Linked DNA regions of Mus musculus: regions 1 and 3 are each linked to region 2. A link is a loop called in an ENCODE intact Hi-C map of the cell type or tissue named here. Cell type or tissue: left cerebral cortex. All regions are shown on one strand. Links, peaks and the distances in the headings refer to the core of each region. The heading gives the core; the rest is flanking DNA. Region 1 has its middle 17 kb from the start of Gm839. Region 2 holds the start of Gm36505 (a long non-coding RNA gene). Region 3 has its middle 12 kb from the start of Txnrd3.

Region 1 (10,813 bases), core at 1,891-6,890, 250 kb after region 2:
GCAGGGCTTAACAGACCATCCTAGATATTGGAAGAGAGTAAAGCTTAGAGCAGTGTGGACCATGGAGGCCAAATCCAAAACATTTCAGAGGAAAATGATATTAGCAACTTTGGTAGAGACCATTCTTATGATAGTTTGGCAAAGAGTGTAGCTTCTTTCTGCCCCTATCCTAAGAATTTGCTTGAAGATAAATTGGAAACTAATGGACTCATTTCTTTGGTGGAGGAGATTTCAAGACAGATTAATATTGGCTCTGTCACATGGTGAAGAACACCATCAGAAACAGAAAGCTGGTAAAGATGTAATAGATCAGGAGGGCCATGTCCCAGCCCCAGCAAGCAGCAGAACTTGGCAGCTTCAGCCATATGGTTCTGGCTGTAGAGCCAAGGATAGAAGAAAGAGGCTATAGATTTTCCTTCCTCAACTAAGGAAAGCCATTGAAGCCAGGCAGGTGTCAGGGGTACCCCTGCATGCAGGCCTAGAGAGGGCATTACAGGAAGCTGGGATGGTAAAGCCTGAATTGCCTTGGAGACCCCAAAATGTTGGATATGCCAGAGCTGTGGGATATCTACTAAGATTGGTTGCTAACAGGGGGTGGAACCATCCCAAGGGAAAGAAGTATGTTGCAGTCAACAAAGCTGAAAGGATCTGGAGATCTGAGGAGTGCTTTGACATTAGACATGGAGATGCAGAGTTTGGAGTTTGGTCTTGCTTTTATCCAGTATTTCTTCATTATGTTATCTTTACTCCCTTTTGGAATTGTAATGTGCATCCCATGCTATTGTATGTTGGAAGGATGTGATCTGCTTTTTCACTTTGACTTTATAGGCAATTACAGTTAAGAAATTGTGTAAGGGCGTGGTGGCGTACTCCTTTAATCCCAGCACTCAGGAGGCAGAGGCAGGCAGATTTCTGAGTTACAGGCCAGCCTGGTCTACAAAGTGAGTTCCAGGATAGTCAGGGCTATACAGAGAAACCCTGTCTCGAAACAAAACAAAACAAAACAAAACAAAACAAAACAAAACAAAACAAAACAAAACAAAACAAAACAAAACAGATTGTTAGCCGGGCGTGGTGGCACACTCCTTTAATCCCAGCACTCAGGAGGCAGAGGCAGGCAGATTTCTGAGTTAGAGGCCAGCCTGGTCTACAAAGTGAGTTTCAAGATAGTCAGAGCTATACAGAGAAACCCTGTCTCGAAAAACAAAAACAAAACAAAACAAAAAACAGAAAGAAAGAAAGAAAGAAAGAAAGAAAGAAAGAAAGAAAGAAAGAAAGAAAGAAAGAAAAGGAAGGAAGGAAGGAAGGAAGGAAGGAAGGAAGGAAGGAAGAAAGAAAGAAAGAAAGAAAGAAAGAAAGAAAGAAAGAAAGAAAGAAAGAAAGAAAGAAAGAAAGAAAGAAAAAAAGAAAAAAGAAAGAAAGAAATTGTGTAAGTCTCAGAAGAGACTTCGAGCTTTGGACAGTTTTTAAAATTATCTATCTATCTATCTATCTATCTATCTATCTATCTATCTATCTATCTATCTATCTATTTGTGAGTACACTGTAGCTGCCTTCAGACACACCAGAAGAGGGCATCAGATCCCATTCCTGATGGTTGTGAGCCACCATATGGTTGCTGGGAATTGAACTCAGGGCCTCTGGGAGAACATCCAGTGCTTTTAACCACTGAATCATCTCTCCAGCGCTCAAACTTTGGACTTTTAAACAAGTTTAAGACTGTTATAGACTATGGGGACTTTTGAAGTTGGACTAACTGCATAACTAAGACAACTGGAATGTCTTCAGGGCAAGACCCCACCCAGCTAACCTTCTAAACTTGTGAATACAAAAAGCCTAAGGAATTTTCTGCCCCTAAGAAACAACAAAAGAAAGATGTTTGCAAACATAATTCAAGAGGTCCAGGGTCTACCTCAAGCTAGTAGTCAAATTTGGTAGTATAGTCCACATGGTTCTGGCATTAAATGATACATGAGTGTGATGATTTGTATATGCTTGGCCCAGGGAGTGGCACTATTAGAAGGTGTGGCCCTGTTGGAGTAGGTGTGTCACTGTGGGTATGGGCTTTAAGACCCTCATCCGAGCAGCCTAGAAGCCAGTATTCTGCTAGCAGCCTTCAGATGAAGATGTAGAACTCTCAGCTCCTCCTGCACCATGTCTGCCGAGACACTGCCATGCTCCCTTCTTGTTGATACTGGACTGAACCTCTGAACCTGTAAGCCAGCCTCAATTAAATGTTGTCCCTATAAGAGTTGCCTTGGTCATGGTGTCTGTTCACAAGCAGTAAAACCCTAGCTAAGACGCACGAGTAAAGGGGTTGCAGAATCTTTCCCTGTAGTTAAGCTGCTGAGGTCACTGTGTAACAGGGGAGTCCCTGCATGGAGGTCCTGAAAGGCCATTACATGAAGCGGTGAAAGTCAAGCTTGGAATGCATTGGAAATCCCAAGGTGTTAGAGGTGACAAACCCATGGGATATCTGTCAAGTAGAGTTACACACAGTGAGTGGAGCAAGGCAGAGACAGTGATGCATGTTGCAGATAGCAAAGCTGGAAGTACAGAGCCTTCTAAGCCTTTTAACATCAGGAGGGAGCTAGATGATTTGAAGTTTGCCCTGTTGAGTTTAGACCTGCTATGATCCAGTATTTCCTCACCATATTCAAATGACACCCTCCCCTCTTCTGCAATGGTCAAGTATATTCTGTGCTGTTGTAGGTTGAAAGTATGCAATTCACTTTTTGATCTTACAACTAGGATATTTGCCTTGAGTCTCAGAAGAGATTTTGAACTTTGAACTTTTAAACAGTGTTGAGATGATGAAGGGCTTTTGAAGTTGGACTAAATGCATTTTGAAGTATGATATGACCAGGAGGCATTGTGGGCGAAATGTGGTGGTTCAAATAAGAGTGGCTCCCATAGGCTCATATGTCTAATTAATGTCTAATTACTTGGTTTCCAGTCGGTGGAATTGATTGGGAAGGATTAAGAGGTGTGGTCTTGTCAGAAGTATGTCACCGAGGGCAGAGTTTAAAAAAATAGTTCTCAACCTGTGGGTCATGACCCCTTTGGGAGTCAAATGACCCTTTCACAAGGGATGCATTTCAGATATCCTACACATCATGCATTTGCATTATAGTTCGTAACAGTAGAAAAATTAGAGTTATGAAGTAGCAATGGAATAATTTTATGTTTGGGGGTCACCATAATATGAGGAACTGCTGTATTAAAGGATCTTTGTATTAGAAAGGTTGATAACCACTGCTTTAGGGTTTCAAAAGCTGTGTGAGCTCTCTGTCTCCTACTTGTTGATCAAGAGGTGAACTCTCAGCTGTTCCTGCCTCCATGCCTTTGTGCCACCATCATGGACTCTAGCCTTCTGAAACCATAAGCTCAATTAAACTCTTATTTTATGTTACCTTGATCACACTGTTTGTCACAGCAATAGAAAAGTAACTAAGATGAGAGCTAGGCTAGGGTCACTATGCACAGCCTTGTAAAGACATGGTTGCGTTATTTCTAGTCTTAGCTGCTGCCACTTATATCCAGATCTCTTTGTAGGAAATCTCTTGAGTTTGGTTGGAACTTTCATGGAGTTTCATTTATCTTGCTGTAATGAACTTTAACATACTGTATCCAGTTTTTTCTTTTTGTTTTATGGAGATTTTATCTTCAATATGCTCCACATATTGATTCAACTTGAAAACTGTTTCATGCATTCTAGAGCTTCCCAGCCTTATTATTGGACAACATGACAGACACCGGCTCTCCTTCTGGTCTGTTCTTTGTCATTCTTGGAAATCTTGTGAGTAGGGATGGAAAGCCTAGTGTCTCTGCTCTCTCTCTCTCTCTCTCTCACTCTCTCTCTCTCTCTCTCTCCCTCCCTCCCTTCCTCTCTCTCCCTCTCTCTCTCTCCCAGAATTCGCTTCTTCTGTGCTGCATTTCTCTGCAGTGTGTTGAGCTAATACTCCATCCCACAAACCCCTTGGGTTCTTTCTCATACCCCTGTGCTTGTTATGGATGGAGTTTCTGATCTTTATATCTCTAAGTATGTTAGACGTACACACAGAGACACACAGGGTGTGGGGGGGGGGGAGGTAATGATAGAGACTCTGAAGATTCACAAGTTCTCTTTCTCATGCAAGGGGATGGCTTTAGCATCTCTACACATTTGCTGGCCCTAGATGTACTTGGTCCACCCAGTAATCCTCTTCTTATTCAGGTAAAACATCTATTTCTGTCAAATTGTTGAATATTTGTATTTTTATATGTATTTAGCCCAGAAAAGGGCAAGCCAAAGCTTAGGTTTAGCACAGGAAAGGAGTTTTAGCTTATTCTCTAAAGAAACATAATCAGTAGGAGGGAGAGATATGGACTAATGAATAGTTAACTAGGTAGACAAATAGACAGATGATAGGTAACTAGGTAGATGGATGATTAACTGACAGATGATAGAATAGAAAAGTAGAGAGAGAAAGAGAGAGAGATGATTGACAGAAAATTACTTTACTAATACTAAGATCAAGTACTTGACAAAAGCAGCTTACAGAAGGACAGGTTTACTTTGGTTCATAGTTTCACAGTTTGGAGTCAGTCCACTACAGCAGGGAAGGCATGGCCAGGAAGGAGGTGGAAGCAGCTGCTCATAGTGCATCATCCACAGTTGGGAAGCAGAGAGAGATGAATGCTGGAGCCCAGCTTATGGTCTCCTTTCTATCAGCCCAGGAGTCTAGCCCAGGATGGGTCTCCCTATCTCAACCTAATCTAGGAAATGCCTCAAGACTTTCCCTGAAGCTCATGTCCATGGTGACTGTAGATCTTGTTGGGTTACAAACAAGATTGACTATACAGGTTGGTAATTAGGTAGCCCAGTGGCTGGATAGAAGGATGTTTATTCTAGGAACTGATTCACATAGAAGTACAAAAATCCACCTCCACCTCCATTATGTGCCAGTTGGGAACCAAGGATGGTCCGGAATTCACCCTGAGGTACTGTCACCCTGAAGTGCTGACATCTAGGGGAAGAAGATAGGCATGCCAGCCCAGAGTGTGAGGTACCTTTCCCTGTCTCCCCAGCTGGTATATGATGCCTCCTGCACTAGGGAGGGTGAGTCTTACTCAGTCACTGTTATAACGCCAATGACTTCCAGAAACTTCTCTCAGACACATGAGACATGACGCCTCACCAGATACTTGGCCATCCCTTAGCCCAGCCTACTTGCCCTCTAACCTCACACATCACAGGGCCACTTCAGTATGCAGAGTCCCCTGTCTTGGGCTAAGACTCTCCTCTTTTTAAGTTTTTATTTAGACTCATTTGAATTTTCATTTTTAGTTCTATTTATTTTATTTTATATGTGTGGGTGTTTTGCCTGCATGCATGTATGTGCATCGTGTTCATGTCTGGTACCCAGAGAGGCCAGAAGAGAGTGTTAGATCTCCTAGAACTGGAGTTACAGACAGTTGTGAGCTGCCATGTGGGTCCAGGTCCTCTGGAAGAGCAGAGAGTTCTTAATTGCAGATCTATCTTTCTAGTCCGTTATTTAAGATTTTCTACTTAGTTATTTTGTGTAGAGCCATGCAAACAGTGTGCCTTGCCAGGTGTCCATCCCTGGAAGGCTGTCATCCACAATATATCTGCTCACTGAATCCTGAAGGAAGACAAGTTCCTCTGGAAAGGCGATGGGCAATCTGTCTCTGTGCTGCTCATATTTTTTAAAAAAGCTATTTGCTTGCATATATTTATCTTCCATTTAAACACCTACAGAAGCTTCTTGACTGTAATTAATTTTCTCTCTATTGAGGGGGATGTAAGCATGCCCAAATTAATTCATGATGAATGTATCTGTTTACCACAGTGGTCCCTCCCATTTCAGCTTCTTATGTTAGCCAAAAGCAAACACCCACAGAAGAAAAGTTGCTGAAGGCAGCCATCACTGAGAGCCCCTGTGGCTCTTGGTGTCACATTAATCTCCTGTATGAAACCGGGCATTGCCAATGTTGTCTTTTCTTCCTCTTAAAGGAAACTCAAGTCACACCAAAGCTCAGCAGATAGGGTTCAAAGTAAGAAGAGCACACGTCCAGAACACAGCAGGCCCATTCCCAGTGTCTTAGTTAGGGTTTTACTGCTGTGAACAGACACCATGACCAAGGCAACTCTTATAATGGACAACATTTAATTGGGGCTAACTTACAGATTCAGAGGTTCAGTCCATTATTATCAAGGTGGGAGCATGGCAGCATGCAGGCAGGCATGGTGCAGGCAGAGCTGAGAGTTTCTACATCTTGTTCTGAGGGCAAACAGAAGACTGGCAGCTTCCAGGGTGAAGGTCTTAAAGCTCATGCCCACAGTGGCACACCTACTCCAACAAAGCCACACCTCCTAATAGTGCCGCTCCCTGGGCCAAGCATATGCCATCATACTCAGCATCTGTGTTATTACCATGTATTAGTAATAAGCCACTGAAAGATCATTTGATCTTTATGAGTCCCATCCCACACTCATCTTGACAACTTGTGCCTACCAGCTCTTGGACTTCATGCTGTGCGTATAAATCTCCACTCTAGAACTTCTCCCAGAGATCTCTTCACACATATGACTCTCCAGCTCTTACAATCTAACTTGCTACAGGTTGGAAAGTTTGGAAAGCTCACTGGTACTGGAGACAGAGGTTCTCATGTACACCAAGGTCTGAGAGCAAGTTGGTTCTGCTTTCCCATGATCCTCTGTGAGTCATTCCTTCCCACCTAGGGACAGTACCTATCATAAGAACAACCTAAGCAGGAGGGGACTTTCAAAGATGCTCCTATCCCTGGCTTGCAGAGCATGCCCAGATGGCAGAGGGATGGGTGCTTTGAGCTCATCCCTTCATTCTGTCTCTACTTGTTCTTCTTAGAAGGACCTTGGGTCTTCATGTGTCCTTTGTGGATCAAGCTGTGTGTGCTGCCCTCCAAGACCACACCTGATGGCTGTTTTCCTCTTGCTCATCTTTGCTTCAGTTGCGCCACTGAAGATCCTGCTTGGTTCCAACAAGAACCTGGGCCTCCTTTACAGATCACACCACTGGCTAGATCAGCCCAAGATGTTCCTGGGCTGTCTGAGGCCTCCAGCACCAGCTAATCTCCTGAAAGATGGAGGCTGGGTTGGCACACCTTGGCATCAGAGTAGCAGATGGACTGGGACTGTTCAGGGCTCATTGTGTCCAGTTACAGTTCCTTTTTCCTTGGGGCCAGTGGTTCTGACGCTCGTCTTCTGGGGAAGCCTGGAAGTGCTTCAACAGATATTTCTGTTTATGTTTTCAAAGAGTGAACTGCATTCAGAGAAAAGTATGAGATAAACAATCGCCCAGGTAGTACAAGCCACTGAGAGACAGAGAGGAGAACCGCTCAAGGGCATTGCTCCACAGAAGCTAGGTATCACCTGATGTGCAGGCTAATTCCACCCTACCTGTATGGATGCCACATGCTAAGGTCCCTTTGTGTCCACCACCCCCCCCCCGGCCACTCCCCAAGCTTCTCCACACTCTCTCCCTGCCCCCTCCATATCCTTTCCACGTGCCCTCCATGTGCCTGCTTCTCTCTTCCATCCCACTTCATGAGTTCAGATACTCCCCCCATCCTTCCCCATGCATGTGGATAGAGTGAGGCACAGGGAGGTGAAGAACTGGTCATAGGCTACCCAGCTCAGTAGCTTAAATCTAGGTGGCCTCCCACAGCACGATCCCATCCGCCCTACCCTTCTGCTTGGCCTTTTTGGCCATCAGAGGGACGGAGACAGTGCCTCCATCAGGGGCACCGAGTCCCAGGCAGGCAGGAGAGTGTGGCTCCTCAGTGTCCTCCCAGACTATGGTTGTGTGATACTGGCAGCAGAGGTCGCAGCCCTGGTGTCCAGCCCCTTTCCAGACACGGGTGTGTTTTATGGCTTAATTAAACAGAGAGGAGCATAATTGACGTGCAGCCCGCTGGGCGCTGCCGCTTCCTGGCTCTTCCCCCGTGACTCAGATGCCGAGTGTGGGCTAATAGATTCGCAACGCTGATCGCTGCTCCAGACCCACTTAGCGAAGCTCTGGGAAGCTCTCACCGCCCTGGGATTGAATTGAATTGCTTTTCATTTCTAACCACGACCCATAAATCCCTCACACATCAGCCCCCGCAGAGAAGCCTCCAGGCTCAGGTCTCTCTGCCCGCCCCAGCAGTTAGCGGGACGGCTGCCTTGTAGAAGAACCACGCTGGCGCAGGGTCAGCTGCACGTTCACGGCCTGGACAAGCATCAGCATAAGGTCAGCCAGACTGGAAACTAAAGAACCGGCCCACGGTCCTTGTGGCAGCCGTGGCTTATGCTTCCCTGGGTCACTTTGGACTGAGGTATCTTTCCCACTGAGGGGGGGGGGGGGGGAGAAAACGAAAAAAAAAACAAAACAAAAACCAACCAGCCAAACAACAAAACTGAAGCAATACTCACTCCACACCAGGGGCAGTGGAGCAACTGGGACTAAAGGCGACCAAAGGTGACTAAAGGTGAAGTACTTCCAGCATGACAGACATGCTCTAGGGACTAGGACCTTGTTTGTGAGACTGTAACACGTTCCTGCCCACTGAGAGGTGGTTTACCAATGGAGAGATGCAGACGAGGCGGCGGGATAGCACCGCCAAGACAAAGAAAAGCCCAGCAAGTACAAGCTCAGGCTGTTTGACAGGGGAGGGGCTGAAGCCTAAAGGACCAGTGAGAGCCGGAAGGCCAGAGACAAGACACACAGGGTCAAGGCTCAGATCAGTACTGCTAGAAAGAGACCCGAGGGACCAGCCAAGATCAGATGGAGAGGAAGGGACAGGTTTCTTTGCCACTCCCAAAGGCTAATGGGAGCACACTGTGTATGCCTTTTTACAGAACCACCCAGTGCACTTCCTCAGGCCTCACCCCAGCCCTGCCTGTCTCTCCATGCCACTCACCATCAACATCCTCCTCCTTTGTCCTTCCTCTCTCCAAGGCCATGCTTTCCAGCAAACCCATACCTCCTACACCCCAGCTCTAAACTAGGATTTAGAAGAACCTTGTCCCCTCCTGCAAACATCTCAGCAAGCGGCCATCAGACTTCAATTCTCCGTCATCTCCTACAGAAAAGCAGAAAGCACACATTTCCCTCTTTGATTCTCATGCCCTAGCTGCCCTGCTTCTTGTAGCCCCAGAACCCTCTCTCTTCGTGCATCGTCCTGGGGTGACATCAGTGTGGCCAATGGGGTCCATGCTAATGGGATCCAGGCTCTGTGCTTTGGCGTTGAGGGGCCAGGACTTCAGGAATGTGTCATGTCCTCTCTGGACCACAGCTGCCACTCCTTGGGCTGCATGGCTGACAAGCAGCTGGGACTCCAAAGGACTCTGTGATGCGGGACAGTCAGCTCCGAGGTGAGGACCCAACATGGGCAGTCCTGGGTGTGGTCATTCCTAACTACCTGACGTTCCTTCCAAGTCTGCTTTGTCAACACTGACGTGTCACATGGTCCTGGCTAGACAAGAGACCCTGGTTTCATGCTTCTCTGGCTCAGCTCTGTGATGGCCACCTATATTCTGTGGCCCCATCTTTGCTGTCTAAGGGAGATATCAGCAGGCTTCATCTTGCCCTGTGGCCAGCCATGCTGGCCACACGCTAGAGTCTCCTTGGCAGAGTGCCTGGTGTTCCTGCCTGTGGAGGTTGATCTCATCCCTAGGCAGTAACCATGGAAACAGGGCTAGGAGCAGCTATAGCTTATGTGAAGATGAGGTCTCTCAGTGCTCTTCACCTGAGCTGCCACTGACTCCCCAGCCCTGCAAATTACCCCTTCTAGTGTCCTCGAAAGAACGATGACATCCACCCTCTCTTGGGGAGGTATTCTGACCCATCCCCAATACCTACCAATTTGCAGCCTCTGTTACCCACATGGGGGTACTTTAAAAATTCTAAAGTGAATGTGTTTGCACTTGTTAGCCCATTGACAAGTCGCACCTTGCTTGCTCCTCGGAGAGGGCCAGGGATTTTCCCACAGTTCACGGAAAATTTGAATTCAAGCCCTTGTCTCCTCTCTCCATCTCTGTAGGTCCAGGGCATTGTGGGGAAGGTAGAGAGAGACATCATTAGCCTGAAAGGTGGTAAGAGAGGTGATACCTGAAGCTAGGATGGTCAGATGTGGGGCACAGGCTTCTGTAGCTGGGACTAAAGTTATGTGTGCTCACACAAAGAGCCGAGGCTGCAGGGAAAGACTCAGCCTGCTGGATGTGGAGAGTGAATCACTCGTGGTCAAGAGTTAAGTACAGAAAGCACTTGCTCCGTGATGCTGAGCTCACTAGAGATCAATTTGGGGAAGGGGAAGGGACAGGACTAGGAATGGCTACCTTGCACTGTAGACTCAATTACCCGAGGCACAGTTGGTGTCAGTGTCCATATTTGGAAGCACAAATGCCCATCTCAAAACTGAAAAGACAGAGATGATGGAAAGGTAAGGCTGTAAAAATAGAGCTTCCTGACTGCATGCTATTTTTTTCAAGTGTGTGTGTGTGTGTGTGTGTGTGTGTGTGTGTGTGAACCAGAGGCTGGTGTAGGATGTTTTCCTCCACTTTATTTACTAAGACAGAGCCTCTCACTGAACCCAGAGCTTGCTGGTTTAGTTAGTCTAGCTAGCAGCTTGCCCAGGGCATCCTCTATCTCTGCCACTGGAGCCTAGGGTTATGGCAGCTTCCAAGAAACACCCAGCATAGATGTGGGTTCTGGGGACTCAGGTTTCAGTCCTTATACTTCCATAGGAAGCACTTTGCCCACTAAGCCATCTTTCCAGAGTCCATATGCAA
Region 2 (10,813 bases), core at 3,614-8,613:
GTCCACATCCTGCCTGGCCATTGTCTCCATGTGCATCATCCCTGGACTCTAGGGGAGACTCGGGTATGAAGATGCTCTGAGGAGCCCCGTGGTCTCCCCACCCCTTATTTCCACTTTGCTTGCCTTACTTCTGCAGGTCAGGCAGAGCCTATGGAATCAGGTTGGCGAGAATCAGGACTTTACTGAGTAATTATAGGATTAGACATCCCCCTCGAAATTAAATGCTACCTCTTACCTTCCAGAGAAGACTCCCACCCCCCACCTGCTACCATGTAATTATCTGGTGAATTACTCTACGGAGGTCTCACGGTAATTATGCCAAGAGTCAAAAGCCAGCAATTGTTCCAGTCATTACAACGAGGAATTAGCTTTCATTGTGTGAGCCTGCAGTGCCACAGCTGGCGCCAGAAGCCACAGTCACAGTGCAGGACCATACCTCAGTGCGGGCTCAGTGCTGGACAGGTGGAGCCTGGGTCACAGCCCCTAGGAAGCCTCCACTCACCAGCCCCTGGTCCCCAGGAGGGATATCTGTCTTCGTGGCACTGGCGACTTAGAATAAGGATCCCAGGGGTTTTCTGCCTCATTTGGTGCCATCGCCACTGAGGATTGGAGGGTCACAGTTACAACTGATCTTCCGTTGTACCCCACTCAGCACTAACAGGAGATAACGATGCTGAGAAGAGTCAGCATCTGTTTAGGAAGTATTGGTGAGCAGCCTCGGAGGTGACCCAGTTGGGGTTTTAATTAGGTTTCTGCTGCTGTGATGTAACACCACAGCAGAAGCAACTTGAGGGGGAAACGGTTTATTTGACTTACAGGTCACAGTCCATTGTTGAGGGAAGCCAGGGCAGCAACCTGAGGTAGACACACCTGAGGGAGGAACTGAAGCAGAAGCCATGGAGGAACACTGCTGACTGGCTTCTTCCCCATGGCTTGCTCAGCCTGCTTCTTATAGCACCCAGGGTCATCTGTCCAGGGCTGGCATTGGCCACAGAGGGCTGGAGCTCCCATGTCAATCAAGACAATGCTCTGCAGATGTACTTGTAGGCCAATGTGTGGGAAGCATTTTCTCATTGAGCCTTCCTCTTCCCTGATGACCCTAGCTTGTGTCAGTTGACAAAAAAAAAAAAAAAAAGACAGGAGTGCTGGTATGTTCTTGCAGTCCCAGATCTGGGGAGGAGCGGTCAGGGGGATCTCTGGAACTCACCAGACATCCAGTTGATCCTTACCAGTGAATCTCATGCCAATGAAAATCTCCCTCTCAAAACATAAAGCAGATAGCTCCTGAGTAAAAACATGCAAGGTTGACCTCTGGCATCCACAGGCATGTATACACTATACATACTATACACACACTCACACACATATACACTCATACACACACTAACACACGCACACACTCACACACATGAGTGAGCTCACCGAAGTCATGACTTGCGCTAACAGCCATTTATTCTGAGCATGCTCAGAATGGCATGCTATCAGTATATAGGAGGGTGTTAAGAATAAGGGCTCAAGGTCACATCACCCTAAAGTTCTGTGTTGGCTTCCTGCCTCAGTGTCCCACACTGCACCATTGGGTGTGCCAGGATTAAATCAGCTAGCAGGGCATCAGGGTTTTGTGGCGGAATCAAGTGCGGAGTGAATGCTGGAGTAAGCCTGCTGCCCAGGAGCTGGGGTCTGACAGGTGCGGCTCAGGGAGGGAATGGCCTCCACTTGGTCATCTGCCAGGATTGGGAGGAGTGGTCACAGGGTGACCCAGACAGAGGTGATATGGAGAAAGGGGACTCTGATGGGCATGTGCCTGGGGCTAACCTGCCCCTTTCAGAACTGGGTGGGATGACGCCTTGATTCTCCCCAAAGCTATGGCTGAAACACCAGGTATGAGGTTCCAATCTCCCGAGAACACAGGATTGGCTGGATCCGCTGTGGAGACAGTTCTGGAGTAAGCCCCAGGCCAAGGAGACTAGTAAAGGTTGAAAATCATAAACCAGAGATTGGGGTAGCAGAGAGGAAGCAGAATGTAGGAGGTGAGCCATGACTGTACCTCACTTCTGTGATCTAGTTCCTAGGTCAAGCCCTGACTTCCCACAGCACCAAGCTGTATACAGGTTCCCATTGAGTCTGGCCAAGGAGGAGGGGCTACCCCAGAGCCTGCTGGGAGTGGACTTCTGGCCTGTGGTTCTTTACCACAGGCCATAGGTCCCCACTCCCAGGGATACAAAGATAATATGGCGTGGTACCGTGTTATCTTGTTGCCCTGTTGTCCTGCATGCAGGGCTTTGTTTCAGCCTCCTCCTTCCCTGGCCTCTCTCTCCCTTCCCCCATCTGCACCTGTCAATCTTGGACCTCCACTCTCCTCCAGAGCAGGGACGTTCTGAGCTGCCTGTGGTCTGCGAATGGCAATCTGAAGATCCCCGCTGAGCCACGCTTCCTTTCAATCCACTCTCCGCTCCGTAGCTGCAGCATTGTAGTCTGGCTGAGACACGGACTGAATGAAGCAGCCGCTCAATTCGAGCCTGCTACAAAGGGAGTATTTTGATGTTTTCATTTCTTTCTAGTTCAATAATTCGAGAAAACACATGGATTCGGTGCTGGTTCCAACAGGCTCTCTACTTTAAAAACTTTGTGTTGGTTGAAAAGTACATAGGAAAAGGGAATCGATCTACAGTGAGAGCTTGAGGGGAGGGGGCAGCAGCTTTGCCTGGGTGCTCTGCGACCCCTCCCGCTCTGACCTGGATTTTGCATTCAGTCTAGGGAGCTATCAACCTTGAGTCTTACCCAGGCCAGGGAACAAAGAAAAGAGGCAAACAAGGAGATTCCGCCCAAGCGCTGGGTTGCTCTCCATGGTCCTGAACGGGCACAATGACGACCCCCACCCCCACCCCCATCCCCATCCCCAACCTTCTCTCGTGCTCAGCAACAGGCCAGGGGCTGTCAACATGGACCTTATCTGAGTTGAGTATTAGAGACATATCTTGCAAACAGAGACACCCTGGATGTTCAGCTCACCCTACCACCAGAAAACACCACCAAAAAAGGCTCGTAGGGGAGCAGCTAGGCTATTGGAGGGAGCACAGAGAAATAGGCTACCACATAAAATGCTTTCTGAGAGAAGCGGTGTCCCAAGTGACAGCTAGCAGTGAGAGGACTTGGGCATATATGAAGAGAAACGGGAGCGTTTCAGAATCAGGGACCCTATGTCCAAAGCCAAAACCAAGTAATCCACAGTCGAACACACAGGCCTCGAGATCATTTGTATCCTCACCGGTTGTGTGATCCTACACAAATGACCCCCTCTCCGTGATTCCATTTACAAAATATTCTGTAGCTAAGAATATCAGATGCTCTCGGAGGACTGTGCTGAGGAGCAAATGCTTTCAATAAAGGTCTGGTGCACAGAACAGAGGCGGGAATGCAGCAAATGTCACCACCACAGGGCTCTCTGATAGGGCTAGGGAAAGGGGATGGCTAGAGTAGAGTCTCCAGGGGAGAAGCCTCTGAGAAGAAGGATCTTGGAGGATGCCTTGCTTGATGTGATTCAGTCCTCTGGGGGTGGCTATGCTGGGGGGGGGAGGGGAAGGGGGAGGGGGAGGGAGAGGAGCACGGCTGAAATGGGGGTGTTGTACCTGTGCTTTGAGGAGTGGTTAGGGGTGAATACTCAGGCAGGAGCAGATGCGAGGCACCTCTCACTGGGCTAGCTTGGTGTTGTGGACAAAGGATTGTCCATCATACCCTTTGTGCTGGGTCCCCCATGTACTCCTAAGAAGGAAACCTTTGTGAACCCAGCATGAATCCTGTCCTCCCGGTGAAGTGTGCAGGCATTTATAGATACACGGAGTGTTTGTTTTATAAAGATGGAATTGAGTGAGTGTTGCACACTTATCTCCAAATTGCTTTTCACATCCCACAATACCTTGTGGAAATCTCCTGAAGCTATGGGAAGAGGGTTAATTAAACTCTGCAGGTTGCAGATATTCCACTCGTGGCTGTGACATCACCTGCCTTCCCCGTCTTGCCCATCAGTCCCCTTCCAATGTCGCCTCAGCCCCTCCGGCAACTTACCCCACACCACTGGAAATTCAACCTCTTCACCCAGCCTGACTCCCAGACTCTTCACAGGTCTGTGTGGGGGACTTCAGGGACCTGGGGCTGAGTCACAGGATAGAGCTTGGCCTTACAGTAGGGGGGTTTAGGAAGGCTTGTGGCAGTGCCCTGTGTTAGGCACCTTGAGCTGGCTAGAGACCTGAGCTCTGGGTAGATGAGCGTATGAAGTAGAGACCCTGTCCCCAGAGCCTCCCCCTGTCTTTTGTGTGGTGGGTTCATATATGTGAATATACATGCATGCACATGCTTGTGGAAGTCAGAGGACAATCCCTGGTGTAATTTCTTAGGGTCTGTTAACCTTTTCAAGCCTACTCCCCAACAGGATTTTTCATTGGCCAGGAACCCTCCGGGATCTCCTTGTCCAGGCTTCTCCAGCACTGAGGTTATAGGCCCATGACTATACCAGGTATTTTACTTTTTAATTTTTCCTGTGGGTTCTGGGTGTTTCAGGGCATTTGGGTACCTCAGGTCCTCATATTCACAGAGCACAAGTTCTTTGCTTAGCCCTGCCTCATCTGTCTTGGTCCCAGGCCCTGCCCCACCCTAGGACTTTTCTTTTTCTACTACAGAGCCCTGTGACTGTAGCCATTCGTGATCTGTGATCCGTATTGTCACACCCCTGTTTTCTCCCCCTCTCCAAGCCTCTGGAGCCTGGAGGCTCCACAGCTGGGTCCTTCTGGAAGCAGCTAGGGAGAAACAAAGGCATCAGCCACAGCAGTGGTTTCCGGTTTGCTGTTTGCCCTAGGGCCAAGTCTCTGTTCTGTGCGGAGTGTGTGTGTGTGTGTGTGTGTGTGTGTTGTCTTGCTGTAGACATTAGAAATGCTTCCATGCTTTGAATTCTGGGATGGACCCCTGTCCCTCACACCCACTCCACCCTACTCTCCATTTTTGCTTCTATTCAGCAGTTCTGAGACACACAGTGTGGCCTTGCTGGGTCCCCAGGTTCCCTCCTTAGACTCCCCTAGAACTGCTTTTTTAGGGTACCCTCTACGTCCTCAGATCAGAGACCTCAGTCGCCATCGGCTACAGATAATGCTGTCCCATGAGTCCAGCAGCAGGAGGTAGACAGGACTGTGCCTCGAGCGCCAGCTTTGCTTTACTTTTAGGGTGATCTGGCTTTTTAGGTGTGTGACAGTGAGTTTTTCACCTAACTGGAAAATAGTATCATTGTCAGAGAACCTATGTAATGTAGATGAGGAGACAAAGTAACCAGACAGATATCAGGTCTGTAGATAAGAGGGTTAGGGGCTACTGGTTACAAACCTGCTAGATTACAGCTGTGGATTAGATACACACACACACACACACACACACACACACACACACACACTGTACTGATTTTTTTTTGAAGAGCTGTTGAGTTGTGAAATATTTCCATGAAACAAACCTGAGCTATCCTGAATCCTTAAAAAAATAAAAAATGGAGAACTCAGCAAGGTCGCATGAGGCAGGTTTCCTTTCCCCATCACAGGAGCTACACTGGCTTCTAGCTACCTTTTGTCACAATCTTCTCCAGTCATTTCACTCAATAGAACACTGCAGGGTAGGGCTGGGACATAGGGGCATCTTCCCAGGGTGGAGGCCTCAGGCAGGGAGGCCCTCTGAAACTCAGATTATCCCTACACACACACACACACACACACACACACACACACACACACACACTCGTGCAGCCCAGGCACCGTGCCACACAGAGGAATCCGACCAGCTGCCTGCTTTTCAGCGGCGACACCACAGTGGTTGGTTGAGGTTCCATTCTGTCCCTCCTGTCCTTTCTCTGGGCCTCACAATGATATATTCCTCCCCATCCCCCAACCCAGGGCCGGGGCCTGATGGTGGAATGTCTCTGCTGATGGACTCTTTAGAGGCGGCAGGGGGAGCTCCTGGCCCGTGAGAACTCATTCCAGTCACAGGACAAAAGCTGGGGTACTGTGGGACTGCCTGGGCTCCAAGCTGGGTACACAGCAGCTCAGAATTGGTTCTTGCCCCAGTGTTACCTTGGTCCTTTTTCTTGGTCCTGCCTCATTAGTGGCCTTGGCTATATGCATTTCCCCTCCCTCTCAGACTCGGAGCTCTTTTTGTCTTTAGGTTTCTCTGTCCTCTCCGCCTCCGGATCATCCCTCTGTCTTCCCCTTTCTGTACAAAAAGGAGTTAGTCCATGGGCTCAGGGTCAATAAATAGCCTTGAATGGAGTGGCTAGTATGAGCCTACCGGGATCAGGGAGTTGAGACATTTTGGGACCTCTATCCCTGTGCAAGAGAACTTCACATTCTAAGAAATTTTTTTTGTGATGAGGACCTAACCCAGAGCCCCTCACATCCCAGGCAAATGTTCTCGATTGAACTGTATACTCAACCCCAAGTTACATTAGGTATTCATTTATTTATGTATTTATTTATTTATTTATTCATTCATTCATTCGTCCGTTCATTCATTTAGCATGTGTGTGCACCTATGCAGACATATGTAGGAGTCAGAGAACAGCTTGTGGGAATTGGCTCTCTTCTTCCACCAAATGGGTTCTGGGGATTGAACTCAGATCATCCAACTTGGTGGCAAGCACCTTTACTCATTAAGCCCTATAGATAGCCCCCAAATTACATTTCAAAGTTTCATGCTATGTGTGTGTGTGTGTGTGTGTGTATGTGTGTGTGTGTGTGTGTGTGTGTGTGTGTGTGTGTATCACAGTGCACATATGGAATGCAGAGGTCAGAAGAAAATTTTAGGGAGTCAGTTTTCTCCTTCCACCATATGAGAATCCAAGGATCAAATTTAGGCTTGAGCAGCAATTGCCTTTCCCCCTTGCACCATGTAGCTGGCCCCAGATTACATTTTTATACATTTTACTGAATTGTTAGGGCCCCACTCACATTCCCCTTTCCACCCACAGCCAACTCTTAAGTGACGCCCACCTTGAACCTGTTGGCCAGAGTAGGATCAGACACCTTGCAAGTGTGATCAAGACACCTTGCAAGAACTGTGGTCAGATAATGAACCTTCCGACTGGCTTTCAATGGCGACCACACCCCCACAGGCCTGGTCCAGGTGCTAGCTCCTCAGCTCCATCCTCCCTGACAGTTACAGTTCCCTCCGTACTTGGGCCTGGCAGCTGAGACAGCACATATGGCTGCTCAGTGAGGCTGTGCCCCTGTGTCACTACTTACAGAGGGGCAGATCCCCAACCTCAGAAGAGGGTCTCCCCAGGCCCCTTGTCCCAGACAAGGCTCCCTGCAGGCAACACTAGCGAACACAGCAGCCCTGCAGGGCGGCTGCGGTCCAGCTGGCTCGGCTGCTGACTGCAGAAGGAAGCTTTGCTTTTGTTCTTGGATCACCAGCTGCCGCTTGCACAAGTGCAGTCCCACAGCTGCCAGGGCTGGGCAGTCTGGGGCAGGTTTCCTCACCTCTCTGGGCCCAGTTCCCCCATTTGAGATCCGAGGGTGGGGTCTGGCTGGATCAGCTCTGAGGTGAGCTTCTGGCCCTGACATTTGATATCAGCCACTGTCCTTAGAAGGTTTAGAAGGAAGGAAGGAAGGAAGGAAGGAAGGAAGGAAGGAAGGAAGGAAGGAAGGAAGGAAGAAAGAAAGAAAGAAACCCTTTTTACGACCCAAAGAATGAAATTAGCATCATTTGGCAATTAATGCATTTTTTTTCCCAAGACTCAACTCTTAAACAAAGTTCTGAGTGTTTGACTTTGATTTCAAATAGGTGGCTGTCAGGAGGAATTACATGGCTCCCAAAGAAACACACAGACGTTATAATTAAAGAGATGCCAATCTTGACAGGTAGTCGAGAGGAGAGGGGACATAATGGCAAGAATGGCGAGGGGAGAAGGATGCTCTGAGCCCAGTGGGGCAGGACTGGCAGAAGAGGAGGCCCAGTCACAACAGGACAGCACAGCACAGTGCTTTAGGCTCTGCAAGGCCCCTGCACCACAGCTCTGCAGAGGAAGGTTTTATTACCTGCATCACAGAGTGGTGATCATTGCCCTGATTTTTGGCCACAAATTCATGTATAATGCAACAGACATTTTTTCCCCCAGCTCCAACCTGAGCTAAGACTCCAAAGACACCTGAGCTCTACCCTCAACCCAGCCTAAGCCCTGCTCCCAACCAGGCTGAGCCTAACTTCTGACCCACACTAAATCTCATTCCTAACCTGGGGAGGCTCACCTCTGACCTATGTTAGTCTCTTTCCCAACCCAGACTAGCTTCAGGTTATCCTTGACCTAGGGGTTTCCCAGTTGGCCCAAAGATAAAATCACCACACTGGACCCAAGATGACTAGAACTGTGACCAGGGCAAACCTCCCCTAACACAGGCTCAGAACTGTGCCAGCAGCTGGAGAAGGAAGGAAGGTCAGAAGGGTGGCTAGAGGGATAAAGAGAGCAGGGTGTATGGGCTCTCAGAAGAGTGGAGGCACTGCTCTTTAGGGGCTCTGTCCAGGATGGGAGACAGGGCCGGGGTACTCTTAGCCACTACCTGGGGAATCTATGACCTGTTTGGGGCAGGCAGCTTGGCTGGACTCTCATCACCTGCATACATCCCACAGACTGCCCCAGCCATAGGCTGAAGTCCTGTTGTGATGAAGACCTCAGTAGATGTGTATGTGGGGGTCTTCCTCTTCCCCCATGGGCTGCTGCCCTCCCTCTCCTGCCCCACCCCAGCTTCCCCTCTGATAGGCACCTCATTAGCAGAGTATCTGTAAATAACACCAAAGAGTTAGAGTTACAACAAGGTAGCTCATTAAAGCCACTTCGCTGCTTCACTTCCCAATTAGTGTTTCTGCAAGCAGCTGCCAAAGCTGCCTGTGACAGGGCACCTTGGCATGGCATGGGCCTTCCAGGGCGATCCCCAGGGAGGATGCAGACTGCAGAGGAAACCCTCTACCACCCTCCCGTCAGAATCCTGGGTGGCCATCTGCAAGCACCATGAAGCCTGGGCACATGTGTCCACCACGGGGAGAGCCGGCACCTCAAGTTTGTGAAGGTGGCTCAGATTCAGGCTTCGTTGACAGTTTGTCCCTCCACTGACCAGTATTCTGGCCTCTCCCTGTGGTGTTTTTAGCTCTGGAATTCCATTCCAGATCACATTGTCAAAATTCAACCGAGGTGGCTGGAGAGGTGGTTCAGTGGTTAGTGCTCTCATAGAGGCCCTGGATATGTTCCCAGCACTCACAGGGCAGCTCACAACCCTGTGTAACCCTGTGAGTGCCACAGGACCTGACACTCTCTTCTGGCCTCTGTGGCACCAGGTACACATACATACATGTAGGCGAAACACTCATACACATAACGATGAATTTAAAACCTCACCTGCTTCGTGTCTCTCCTGGTAGGTCTTCCTCTTCCGTATGGATGACCTGAGGTTTTCCATTGCAGCTTCTGGGGACAGCTTTTGACCCAGTGGGTGCTGAAGGCACCAATGACTGCAGGGAATTTAAGTACAGAGTGGAGAAAAAGAACGTTGTAGAGAGGACAGGAGACAGAGGAGTGATGTCCCTAAGACAAACCACCTGTCTTCTGCTTTTGCAGAGGAACACTAGGAAACAAGTCGAGAAGGCTTTGCCCACTAGCTCCGCATCAAACAGCTGGAAGGAGTCACTGCACAGACCTGGGCCAAGCCCCCTCTGGAGCCTGTCCTGGAGTTGGGCTGAAGTAACAGTGGCTCTCACCTGTGCCAGCAAGATGAGGATGAAGAGATCCTCCAGTCCACCCTACCCTCCGCACAGTCCAGCCCACTTCTGTCTTTCTCTAGCTTGCTTTCGACCCCTGCTCTGCATGTCCCAGATTTTGCTTTCTGCTTCACTTTGGGAGGGAAACATCTCCCAATTTCTCTCCCTCTTTCTGAATCAATAGCTTAGCTGGGCAAGGCAGAAAATGAAATTTACACTCAATGGTTTCCACGGCAACCAGGGGGTGCTGAGCTGCTTTCTCCTGCTCTTGGGGGCATGTTCTTCCTGAGAGAAAGCAGGTATCAGAAGTCTGCAGCTTGAGGTTGGGATGGAGTTTAAACAGAACTGAGACTGAGCCCCATCCTCATCCCCTCCCCACCCGCCCCCACCTTTCCCCTTGGCTCTGAGCATGAGGGATAGGTGCCCTCTGACCTCACTAGCTCGGGAAAGGAAGCTTCAGGAACCATTATCTTCAGTTGGCCAGAGTGGTGCCTTCTCTACCTCTGGGTTTAGGTGGGCACTGCACTAAGTGCTGGAAGGATTTTATTTATTTATTTTTATTTCAATTGTCAGAGGAAGGCATTATTATTGTTTTGTTTTGTTTGTTTGTTTTATTTTGTTTGTTTATTTATTTTCCAAGACAGAGTTTTTCTGTGTAGCTCTGGCTGTCCTGGAACTCACTTTGTAGATCAGGCTGGTCTTGAACTCACAGAGACAAATGCTGGGACCAAAGGCATGTGCCACTATGCCCAGCTGGGAAGCATTATTGCTAACCTGCATGCTATCCCATGGGGGAAAGCAAGTCCTGGAAATATTAACCTTGTAGCATGGCTCAGAGTCAACACCCTGCAGACAGGAGCCTGGGACTGGGACCTGTGGTCACGATGGGAGTGTAGCATTCCATGCTACAGGCAACCCAGGGATGTGCAGACTCATTTCCTGCCTCTCCAGTTCTCTGGATTAGACAAGGCTGAAAGCCCGGCTCTGCAGCCCTTTGCAGCCCGAGTACATGCCATCTGAACCACACTTCCTTAGC
Region 3 (10,813 bases), core at 3,839-8,838, 650 kb after region 2:
TTGGCCTGCCGTGGGAGGTGGTCTCTGCTCCAACTGTTTGATGGGTTTTCTGCTGTACTATTGATGAACACGTGTGGGTGCCTGACTGTGGGGTATTGTACATGATATTTTAGACTCTACCCTTTGGGTGCTGGCACCTGTGCATTCTTTTTGGAGCCACACCCAGGAGACTTGCTTGGGGGAGGAGTGCACATGCAGCTAGCATTAGTGGCACTGTTAGCTTCCCTAGACAGTGCCTACACTGTTGCTTAAAACTTCATACTTTTAAGTAATTAACACGTGGCCTGGAGAGATGGCCCATCATTTCAGAATACTAGCTGCATTCCAGAGGAATGGGTTCACCTCCCAGCAACTACATCTGGTACCTCATAACTCCAGCTCCAGAGAATCTCACACCCTCTCCTGGCCTCCAAGGCCACTCCACGTATATGCACACACAATCATCCACATAATTAAAAATAAATCTTAAAATATTAAACTCAAGTTTTTCCCCCCACTACTGGGGTTTGAACCAGGGCTTCCTGCATGCTGAGTGCTCTACTACTGAACTACCCCCCAGCCCCGCCACACTTATTCTGACAACTTGTGCTGTTGTATCTGGTCATCAGTGTTTCTTGCATCCCCTTCTGTGCATCTTCACATTTCTTCTTGCTTCAGAAGCCTTCTATTATCTATCTTAGGGAAGAATGTGTGAGTACAAAAATGCAAGGCTCCTTTCATGCCTGAAAGGTCTTTATTCTGAGTGATAATGGGCTTTATAATGGGCCGAGTCTGTAATTACAGGTTCCAAGTGATTTTCACTCTGAACTCTGAGGATACTGCCCTGAGGATCCTGTCAGTCCCAGAACTCACACCTTCTTGTGCTGGAGAGAATTGCTTTTATGATTTCTTGGGCAATAATTTTCTTCCTTCTGTCTGCTCTCTCTTTCTAGAACTCAGTGTCCTGATATTTTCCATTTTTCTCTCGCCTATGCTCTTTCCCTCCCTTTCAGACATGGGACCTCAATATGTTACCCAGGTTGGCATCAAACACATGAGCTCATGTGACCATCCTTATTCAGCCTCCTGAGCCCTGGGATTACAGGCATGTGCTGGCCCTTTCTGATTACTAGGTCGTTTGCTGTGGCCCTTGAATAGAGCCCGTAGCTTCACACATGCTGGGTAAGCACTCTGCCATTGACTCAGCAGCCCCCCACCCCCGTGTTTTTGTTTCTTCATACTTTTTTAAAAAGAAAAAAAGATTTCTGTGTATGAGTGTTTTGCCTGCATATATGTATGTGTGTATGCGCCTAGCCTGGTACCTGCAAAGACCAGAAGACATAAGATTCCCTAGAACTGGAATTACAGATGGTTGTGAGCCACCATGCGGATGCCAGGAACCAAGAGCAGTCAGTGCTGGTAACCACTGAGCCATCTCTCCAGTGCCTCCATTTTTTTTTTTTTAATGTTCTGTTCTGGCATAATTCCTCAGCAAATTGTCAAGTCACCATCTTGATCCCTGGCTGTATTCGTTCCACTTCTCCATCTGCCTGATAAGCCATTTTCCTAGTTAAGGAATCAAGATTTTTCTATTTGTATTTTTATGAAGTCAGTATCCTTGGGCAGCGTTCTGCAGACATTCGTTATTTGAATTCAAGATTCCTGTTCTTTATATTAGGTCTGATTCCTGAGCAACACGTCCCTGTTGACTGACTCTGGCGGCTGTTCCACAGTGGCACTAGAAAGACTAATGCTCAGATTCTTAAACCAGCTCATAGATTTGCAAACAGATCTGAGCAGCTAGCAGCACCTATAGCTTTGCATGCTGAGCAGAGGTTCCCGCAGGACTGTGTCTAAGCGCTGTAACCCTACCACACTTCTTCCAACCCTCCTCTACTTCCCTGTTCCAGCACTTCTGGACAGGTTGGCTTGGTAAGACTTGGAGGGTGAGTAGATCCTTAGGAATCGAAGCAAAGTGGAGGTATCTTTTCTGGTGGAAGGCAGAGGAAGAGGAGAGAGTCAAGATGTGTCAGAATCTGTAGGATGTGAGACTCAGAGACTCTGGGTTAAGTCAGGAAATGAAATCAGTTGCGCAATGCAGAAGTGGTTGAAAGGGAAAGCAAGGCTGGTAAAGAACTGATAGGGACCATGGTGAGTGTGGTGACTGGCAGAGAGTCATCCCTAGACAGTGTTATTGTGCTAACCTTGCGGAACCATGGGGTCTATGCATCAGTAAGTGGGACTGGACCAGACACAGAAGCCTACTTTTCAGACTTCCCAGTCCTCTTCATTTTGCTTTTGGCAAGAAAAGCCCTGATTGTCCAGCTGTCAGAAGGAAAGGAGGGAGGGGGGAAGAAAAAGAAGAAAGCCTCCAGTCATCTTGTGTTCCAGTGACCTGGTGAGTGCAGGGCTATCAAAACCCCACGGAGCTTATACATGAAGCAACCTCGAGCTCTTCCTCTGCACTCAGCCTCCACATCTCTGGAACTCAGATTTTCAGTCTTGCAGGCTATAAACATCTTGCTCACAAGACCTGAGGAACTCTCCCTCGCTCCTGGCTGCTAAGTTCCCCCGGAGCCCAGAACATCCTTCATTCTAACTTGACAAAAGCGCTGTGCTTTGAGGCCTGTTTTATAGGTTTTCTGTGCTACAGGTTTGCGGTCCGTTACCGTCATCTGTCAGAGTTATAAAGCAGCACTGTGCTCACTTTCCTGTTGGTTGATTTTATTTAGACACTAATTCCTATAGCTGTTTAAAAAGAAGAAAAAGGATGAGAGCAGGCAAGGAACACATTGCAGTCTCTCAGCAAATTCTCCTTACCTGTTCCATACATCACGTCTCAGGACAAGAAGCACAAATAACTCAAGAAATACGCATAAACAACGCCACCGGTCTTTAATAACAGACAATTAGTGGTCTCCTAAGTTGCTCTCAATTTCTGGCTGTCTCTAGATACTGGCTCCTGAGGAAGGCAGTTCCAGGGCCAGTAACTATCACTCTATGTCTTTAGCAGTAGACAGGACTTTGGCCACGGAGGTACTGAATAAATTCTTGTGGGCAGAATGATTCCTGCAAGTAAGAACCAGACCTGAGAGGCCAACGTGCTGAGCCAGGTTGATGGAGCCATTTTTCAGGGGATGGGAGGAGAAGAGAAGGAGGCAGGCTGCAAAGGAACCATGAGTAATCTTGCTTAGGTCTGCAGCCAGCTTTGTCCCTTCGAGGCTGTGTCCCTGAGACAGTCATCTCTATAAAATGAGACAGGTATGCTTCGCTCTGTCACAGCCTGAAAGCTGCTTGGGCAGAAGCAAGAGGGACATAACCTCAAAGACACTGTTGGTCTCTTGGTGTCTTTTTTATTCACTGTGTAAAATTGATACATCTGTGTAGCCATTTACACAAGTCTGTTCACTGGATATGTAATCATTTACATATAATTTCCCAGTCCCAGCCTTAGCCTCTATTACATTCTAGAATCTACTTCAGACCCCAAACTTGAAGCATTTACTCCTTGAAGCAAAATCTCTTGTCTTTTCTGCTACTCAGACTCAGTGAAGGATATTGATTTTTAAAATAAATCTATTGCTTTTTAAAGATATATTTATTGTTTTTGCCTGTGTACCACATGTGTGCAGTGCTAACGGAGGCCCGAAGAAGGTATTGGATCCCTTGGAACTGGAGTTACAGGAGGGGATGAACTACCTAATGTAGGTGCTGGGAACTGAACCCGAGTCCTCTGAAGAACCACAAGCACCCTTAACCTCTGAGCCATCTCTCCAGCCCCTATTTAAAATTTTATTATCTATTTATTATTTTATTCAGTGTTACATGAAGCCATCTTCTCACAAGTATATATGCACTTTGAGCATACCCCCACCCCCTGACTCTCCCCTTCCTCCCTCTCCCATCAGCCCCCTTTCTTCATGTTGACAGTTTCATGTCTATTCTCACATGTGATTTTACGTGTTTGTAGATTTCATGTGTGGAACTCACCAGTGTAGGGAACACTTGATGTTTGTCCTTTTGAGACGGAGTTAATCTGCTTTAAGCGATAGTGTCCAGCTGCATCCACTTTCCTACACTGTTTGGCTGAGGAAAACTCCACTGTGTGTTTACGCCCACATTTTCTGTGTCCACTCCTTTGTTGATGGAGCCTGAGGTCCGTTCCATAGCTCAGCTGTGTGTCATCTGCTCTTTTTCCTGTGGCCTCTCTGTAGGTAGCTCTTCTGTGCAGCTTGGATGGACACACCCACCAATAGTGGCAGCATGCAGACAGAAGAGGGAGCTGAGGCAGAAGCCATGCAAACAGCATCCCTCAGGTTGCTAGGATCACCAGCCTTTCCACTATTGTATTTCATTTGAACTAGGGCAGGGTCTGTGAGCTGGAAAGGGTCCCATATTGTCCCCCAATGCCCTGCAGGTGACACACCTGTAAAGTGACCCTACTCTGCCATGAGCATTTGGTTAGAGCAACACTGTGAGTATCGGTAAAGTGCTGTTAATAGCAACGGTAGGACTTAATCTAAGCACCACTTTTAATGTTTATTTTTTAACATAAGTGAGCTAAGATGTCGTGGGGGTGGGCAGCTGTTAGACCTTTTCCATGTTCTTGGCTTCCTGTAGTGGAGAACTCTGGGCCTGCAGACTCTCCAGACTGCCTCTAAGTCAGTCCCATTGCTTTGAAGTCTCCACAGCTACTGGCTGCTGGAGCTTGGCTCAGAAGGCACTGGCCCCAGCCCACTGCTTCCATAGTTCCAGGAGACCTTTCTGCCATCCCAAGCTCTGGTGATCTCTAACAGGCTGATGGGGAGCACTCCCTAGCAGCTCAGCCGAAGGCATGTGATGGCTGTGCATTGGTCCCTTGCTACTCCCTTTCTGGGCAGTATGAGCAGGTAGTTGATCTCGCTTTTGGAGTCAGCTTGGAGACAGTTTCCTGTCTGGTGTTGAGACCCCCTAAAGGTCTTTTCTTCCTTACTTATGATGTTTATCATTAGCAGACCTGGTTAGGGAGAGCCTATAGAATGAGAAAGTGACCCAAGAGACTTGGGAGCCAGAAGGCCAGGGAGGGAAGGCTGAAGGCAAGAAATCTCAGGCCCCATTCATTGGAAGATCCAAGGGAGCTACCAAGTCTTAAGGGCTGAAGGTCCTGGCATCTTGGTCCAGGAGGTGCGGGGCAGAGGGTTTCACCGCTCAAGGCCCCTAGCAGCAGTGCTTGCTGGTGCCAATCATCAGTGTTGGAAGCTAAGTGTCAAGAACCAGTGCTGGGGGTTAAGGCCCAGGGCCTGTAGCCTACATACCTGGAGCCCCAAGTCTCTACCGCAGCCTGGAGCATCTGGGCCCCTGTTCTCAGGGCTTGAGTTACAGCCTCTGGCTCTGCCAACCCAGCTCCCATGTTTCTGATGCTCAATGGGGGGAGCACCTCACCTGCTCAGATTCCTATCAGAGGAGAGGGACGCCACCAGCTGACCATCAGCACAGTCGTCTGTCTCCTGCCCTTTTCCTGTCTTCTTTCATGGTGTCCCTCTTTAGAGTCTTTCCTCACTCCTATTTCTGCCTTCAAGTTGGCCACTCAACACCAAATTCACAACTTCTTTGAGCCTCAGTTTCCTTGCCTGCTCAATAAGAGTGAGCACAGCAGCTCAGAGAGAAGTAGAGTTTCAATAAGTTCACTCATAAGTGCTAAGTGCTGAGCGCCCTAAAGCCAAGGTGACCACTCCAGGAATATCCTTCCAGCTGTTTACCCAGCAGCAGCATGGGTGGGTCTCAGCAGCCCAGCCAGGACGGCTTTTAAGAGCTGCCTCTTTCATTTCATCCCCCTTGCAGGCTCCAACCTCTGTAGTTCACAGGGCTTGCTTACCTACCCCAGTAACCCATGTCACCCTCCCCACTGTATTCTAGAGGCAGTCAAGACTCAAAGAGGTGGAGTCAAGCGAACTGGAACACAGCTCCCCAGGGAGCTGCTGTGGCTGCCGGCACTGACCACGCCTGGGTGGTGGTTGTTACTGGATTAAAGGCACCTGGCCACTTCCCTGTCGCGTGCTGAAGCCAGCAGGCAGCCAGCCTCACAAGTATCCTTCTAACAGGGGCACCTTGCTATTTTGTCTGCGTCATAAGAAGCTTTGGCGCCACCAAGTGGTTATCTAGAGAACAGTATCTTGGTACTGCAGTTTTGAGATCAACCTGAGGGGTGGCATCTCTGTCTAGCCTACAAATCCTGGTTCCCAAAGCTCATCCCTGCCTGGCTGCTCACTAGAAGTGGAAATGAGCTTTCTGAGGAAGCTTCACAGTGCACTGAATCCACACTATATCCCTCTGTTGATGCTAGGCCCCGTGTCCAGCAATGAGGAAGCAGAGAGAGACCATGGGGGTATGGCAGAGAAGGATCTGTCTGCCAGAAATGCAGAAGTGAAGCCCTGTGGACTTCCAAGTGAGGTCAGCTGAATTATGTAGTGACTTTTAAGTGCCAGGAGCTAATCAAAGTCATCCATGCTGTCTCCTTGCTCTTATTGGCTATGGTTGATACAAATCCTGAATGTCAGGCTTGCAGCCTTTCCTGTCCAGTCCTGTTATTATCAGCAATAATAACATTTGATGTGGCACAGGGATTGAACTCAGAGCCTTGAAGATGCTAAGCAAGCAATCTGCCACTGAGCTACAGCCCAGCCATTAAAAGTCGTTCCCAACACCTGAGTTACCAACCTTTTCTATGAATTCTTGTCTATATGCACGACCCAAGCCAGGCTCCGCAGAAATACCAGGGGTTGTCATAGAACGGGCACACCCCATGCCACTCAGATTCTCTATCTCTGAGCCTGTCTACCCTTTCCTGTTCCAAGCCTCAGATAACCCACATAGCCCTCAGGCTTCTAGGAAAAAACTCAGGCTCAGGATCCAAAGCTGTTTTCTCCCCTGAAGGCTCTTGGTACTTGTACAGATTTGCCATGGCCTTCTTCCTGGCTTTGTTTGTTAAGGACACTGGATAGGCAGGCATTTCCAGACCAAAGACCACAAGCTTCTCTTTGCACCCTTTCTCAAAACAGCAGGGCTGAGATACCCTCATTTATACAACTTAAGGGGACTCCAGCAATAATAAGGCAAATCTGTTCCAAGGTGACTTAAGGTCTCCTTTCATAGACAGGGGAGCAGCTGGCACCATTCTGCGTTTCCGCTTGAGTAGGCACTTCCATTACCCTCTGCACCTCTGTGGCTGGTTTCTGGAAGGATCGACTTCAGCAGGAAAGGAAGGGCAGGGGCTCCTTCTCCCCAGGAGAGTCTCAGTCTGAACGCTCTGACTCCCATGCATCACGGCTGGAGGGTGTCTTCTCCGACAGTGCTCTGCTCCAGTGGGCGATGAACTGGAGTTAGTCTGGAGGCATCTGTTAGCTCAGGGGAGCCTCGCTGGAACCACCCAAAGGCCTCTCTGCATGTGGAACATAACGGCGTAAACAGCGTAAAATGGTCCGTGTACACCTAAGTCCTGCGGGGATAGGAGAGCAGAGCTCTCACGGAGGATGAGGGAGGGACACTTTGTGCTACCTTACAAAGAAAAAAAAAGAAGGAAACAAAAGAAATGTTGTCCATAGCAGAATGAATGCAAAAGTAGCCCCAATTTTGCTGCCCTCCCTATACCTATGTCCCCAAGCACTGTAACCATGTAGCAACTCCCAGGACACTCCATGGCATGTCTCCTACCACTTGGATAGACCTGAGTTGGTCTTGGGACATAGTGTGGGGAACAGAACGTGGCAGAAGTAATAAAGTCAAATAAAATAGAGGCCTCAAAAAACTCTGCATGCTTTCTTTCTCTTGGGTCTCTGGACTGGACTGGTAGGGCAAGAGGACACCTGGATTCAAGAGAGTCACTCCAGCTGTCCTGACTGAGCCTCCAGACACGTTAGAGCCCATCTGAGCACAAACATCCCACATGACTGCTCCACACTGGTGCTGTTGATACACAAGACCGCCACAGATTCTGGCTAAGCAGAAGCACCAGGTACTCAGAAGTGATGCTGCATGGTGGATACCCAATGTCACCAATGCTTGGTGATGCAGCGATGGCTAACCAGCATACCTGTTGTATCCTTCCACTACTGGACTTAAGTTCATCCAGTTGCAAAGCTGGCTCTCTGGTTGTTTCCCTGTCTTCTGGAGCCATCTGCTATCCAGGAGTCTCTGTGGACCTGGAGAGTCAGCACAGGGTGCATTCACCTTGGGAGACCCACTAAATCAAGAAGAGGCAGCTGTGAAAATGGGCAGAGGTTGGGATTCAGCCCCTGTGACTTCTTCTTGACTGTCATCTAAGGGCCTCCATTCATATTTCCCCAGGGGTGGCCTGCAGCTTCTCCCTAGAGGCCATCCTCCAGGAACAGCTCGCTACTGTGCTGATAAGCAGCCTCAACAGACTTCCTGGGAAATGTATGCATGGTCACACTGAGTACTGTTTCTGAGAATGTCTCTGTTTTGCTCTCAACATTGGCTTGCTCTCGGTGTCTATGTTTAGAACTATGGCCGCTCAGGGATTTGGGGGCAGTGCTCTGATTTCTTCTAGCTCGCAGTTAGGGAGTGTGCGCAGTGGAGGGCGTGGCTCTGCCTCTCACACGCTTTAGAAGGTTGTAGGAGGGTTCTGCTCTCCCTGACAGGCTGAGATTTTGTGCTGAAATGACTTGAGTCGTCTTTGCCCCTTGTGGTAGGGCCCCATTTAAGCTGAAGGCCTGGGGCTTGGGGTATAGCTCAGAGTTAGGGAATTTGTTTTACGTGTACAAAGTGATGCATGCTTTTGATTCCAGAACTGTGAGGATAAAGCAGGAAAACCTGAACCCCATTGCAAGCTCTAGACCAAGCTGAACTATATTTAAAAACAAAACAAAACAAAACAAAACAAAACAAAAACCGAGGGGCTGGAGAGAGGAGAGATGGCTCATCAGTTGAGAGTACTTGCTCTTGCAGAGGACCCAGGTTCATAACCATCTTTAACTCTGGCCCCAGGGGATCTGATGCCTTTTTCTGGCTTCTGTCTGTACCAGACATGCAAGTGGTACACAGACATACATACAAGCAAAACACTCGTACATATGAAGTTTTTAAAAACTAGCTTTAAAAAGGCAATTGTTAAAAATGAAGGCCTGCGTATTTTTAATCTCTGCAAACTGTTCTGTCTCTGGGGCTCCCTTAGAGAACTTGGCTCTGGACTGATTGTTCTTCCTTTCTTACTTTCCTGTTTTCTTTCTTTGTGTGTGTGTGTGTGTGTGTGTGTGTGTGTGTGTGTGTGTTTTAACCTTATTATATTAGGGTACATATTAGGCCTGTTTAAATTTTTAAAACTTTATTTTCTGTATATGAGTGTTTTGCCTACATACATGTATGCTTATCATGTGTGTGCCTGGTGCTATCAGAGGCCAGAAGAAGGCATGGGATCCCCTGGGACTCGGACAAGATTGTGAGCCATTAAGTGAGTGCTGGAACCAAACCTGGGACCTCTGCAGGAAACGTACACTTACCTGCTGAGCTATCTTTACAGATCGGAGAAATTTTCTTAGACAAAGACATATATGCATACACACACACACACACACACACACACACACACACACACTAGAAGCATACATTTACTTCTTTCCCAAACATTACAGTATTTACAAAGACATAGAAATGTGCTGAAATGACTTGAATCATCTTTGCCCCTTTGACAGTAGTACTCCAAACTTTTTGGGTTTTATTAATCACTTATTTTTCTTGTTTCCTTACTGTTTTCTAAAGATTGAAGATATAATTCTCATATCTCATGGCTCATGGCTTACAATGTGCAATTAAATAGACTTCCTTATATTCAATGAGTTTTGGACCAATCAAGAAAATCAACTCTCAAGTACCTTTATTATGCATTAAAAATCCCTTGTAACCCACTGCTCGAATCCCCAGCACCCCCACATCACGTGACTCCTCCTTTTGCTGGCCTCTGGCAACCCCCATCTGCATGTGCACAGAGTATTCTTGGCTCTATAGTCTGATTTTAATATATTTCTTTTCAACTAATTAAGAATTACAAGGGATAAGAGGAGATTAATTAGGCCATATCCATCCTAAGAGGCATATACAGAAGAAAAGGACAGTCACTAGGAAGGAAGGGAAGGGAACATGGTTACAGTTTACAGCTTCGGAGTGCCTCAAAGGCCAGGTCCTGCAGGCTCATTCCTCCGCCTATAGTGTTAACGAGGGACAGCAAAACCTTTAGGAGGTGGGACCTGGTGAGAAGAAGTTAAATCATCGGAGACATACACATGGAGGGGATTTTAGGACCCTTGGCCCTTTCCCTTGTCTGTTGGCTTCATTTCATCTTAGATTTTTAAATTCAAATTCTATTTATAGTCTTTAAAATCAGTGTGACCACATTTGAAAAAAAAAAGTATTTACTTTTTGTCATAGCTGTGATCAAATATCCAGCAAAAGCAACATACAGAAGGAAGGAAGGAAGGAAGGAAGGAAGGAAGGAAGGAAGGAAGGGAGGAAGGAAGGAAGGAAGGAAAGGTTCCTTTTGGCTCACAGTTGAGGGTGTAACCCATCACAGCTGGAAGGAGTGGGAGGCAGCTGCTCATATCGTGCTAACAGTCAGGAAAGCAGAAGACATGCAGGCTGGTGCTCAACTCACTGTCTCCATTTTGTTCAGTCCAGGACCATGAAAGAGCAATTCCCACAGTGGAGGTGGGTCATCCCACCCTGGTTAACCTGATCTAGAAGCCTCCTCGTAGACATGCTCAGAGGATTGTCTCCCACTCAACTCTAGGTCCTGTGAGGCTGACGACACTCACCATCAAGGTTATAGTTCTTTGCTTCCTTCTGG

What was found. Hi-C counts contacts between places; a loop is a spot of excess contacts. Peaks named below come from ENCODE experiments on the same cell type or tissue, not always from the same donor. Only the 100,000 strongest peaks of a DNase experiment are listed, where the experiment ranks them.
Region 1: it touches region 2 in a loop (2.1-fold over the local background); 3 of 42 quality-filtered maps call a loop at or near these places.
Region 3: it touches region 2 in a loop (2.7-fold over the local background); 5 of 42 quality-filtered maps call a loop at or near these places.

Annotation. Positions count from the first base shown.
Region 1 is chr6:89,227,775-89,238,587 of GRCm38, forward strand. No RefSeq gene overlaps it. Among named protein-coding and RNA genes, the nearest start is that of Gm839, 17 kb to the left of the region's middle. In left cerebral cortex, for the core only: a CTCF peak has its summit at 5,013; no DNase peak of the experiment used is centred there.
Region 2 is chr6:88,974,360-88,985,172 of GRCm38, forward strand. Gm36505 (a long non-coding RNA gene) reads left to right here and starts at 4,375. Exons shown (of 3, transcript XR_003956462.1): 1 at 4,375-4,513. In left cerebral cortex, for the core only: a CTCF peak has its summit at 5,982; a DNase peak (open chromatin) is centred at 5,978.
Region 3 is chr6:89,626,152-89,636,964 of GRCm38, forward strand. No RefSeq gene overlaps it. Among named protein-coding and RNA genes, the nearest start is that of Txnrd3, 12 kb to the right of the region's middle. In left cerebral cortex, for the core only: CTCF peaks have their summits at 4,260 (motif pointing right) and 6,126 (motif pointing left); DNase peaks (open chromatin) are centred at 6,090 and 8,470.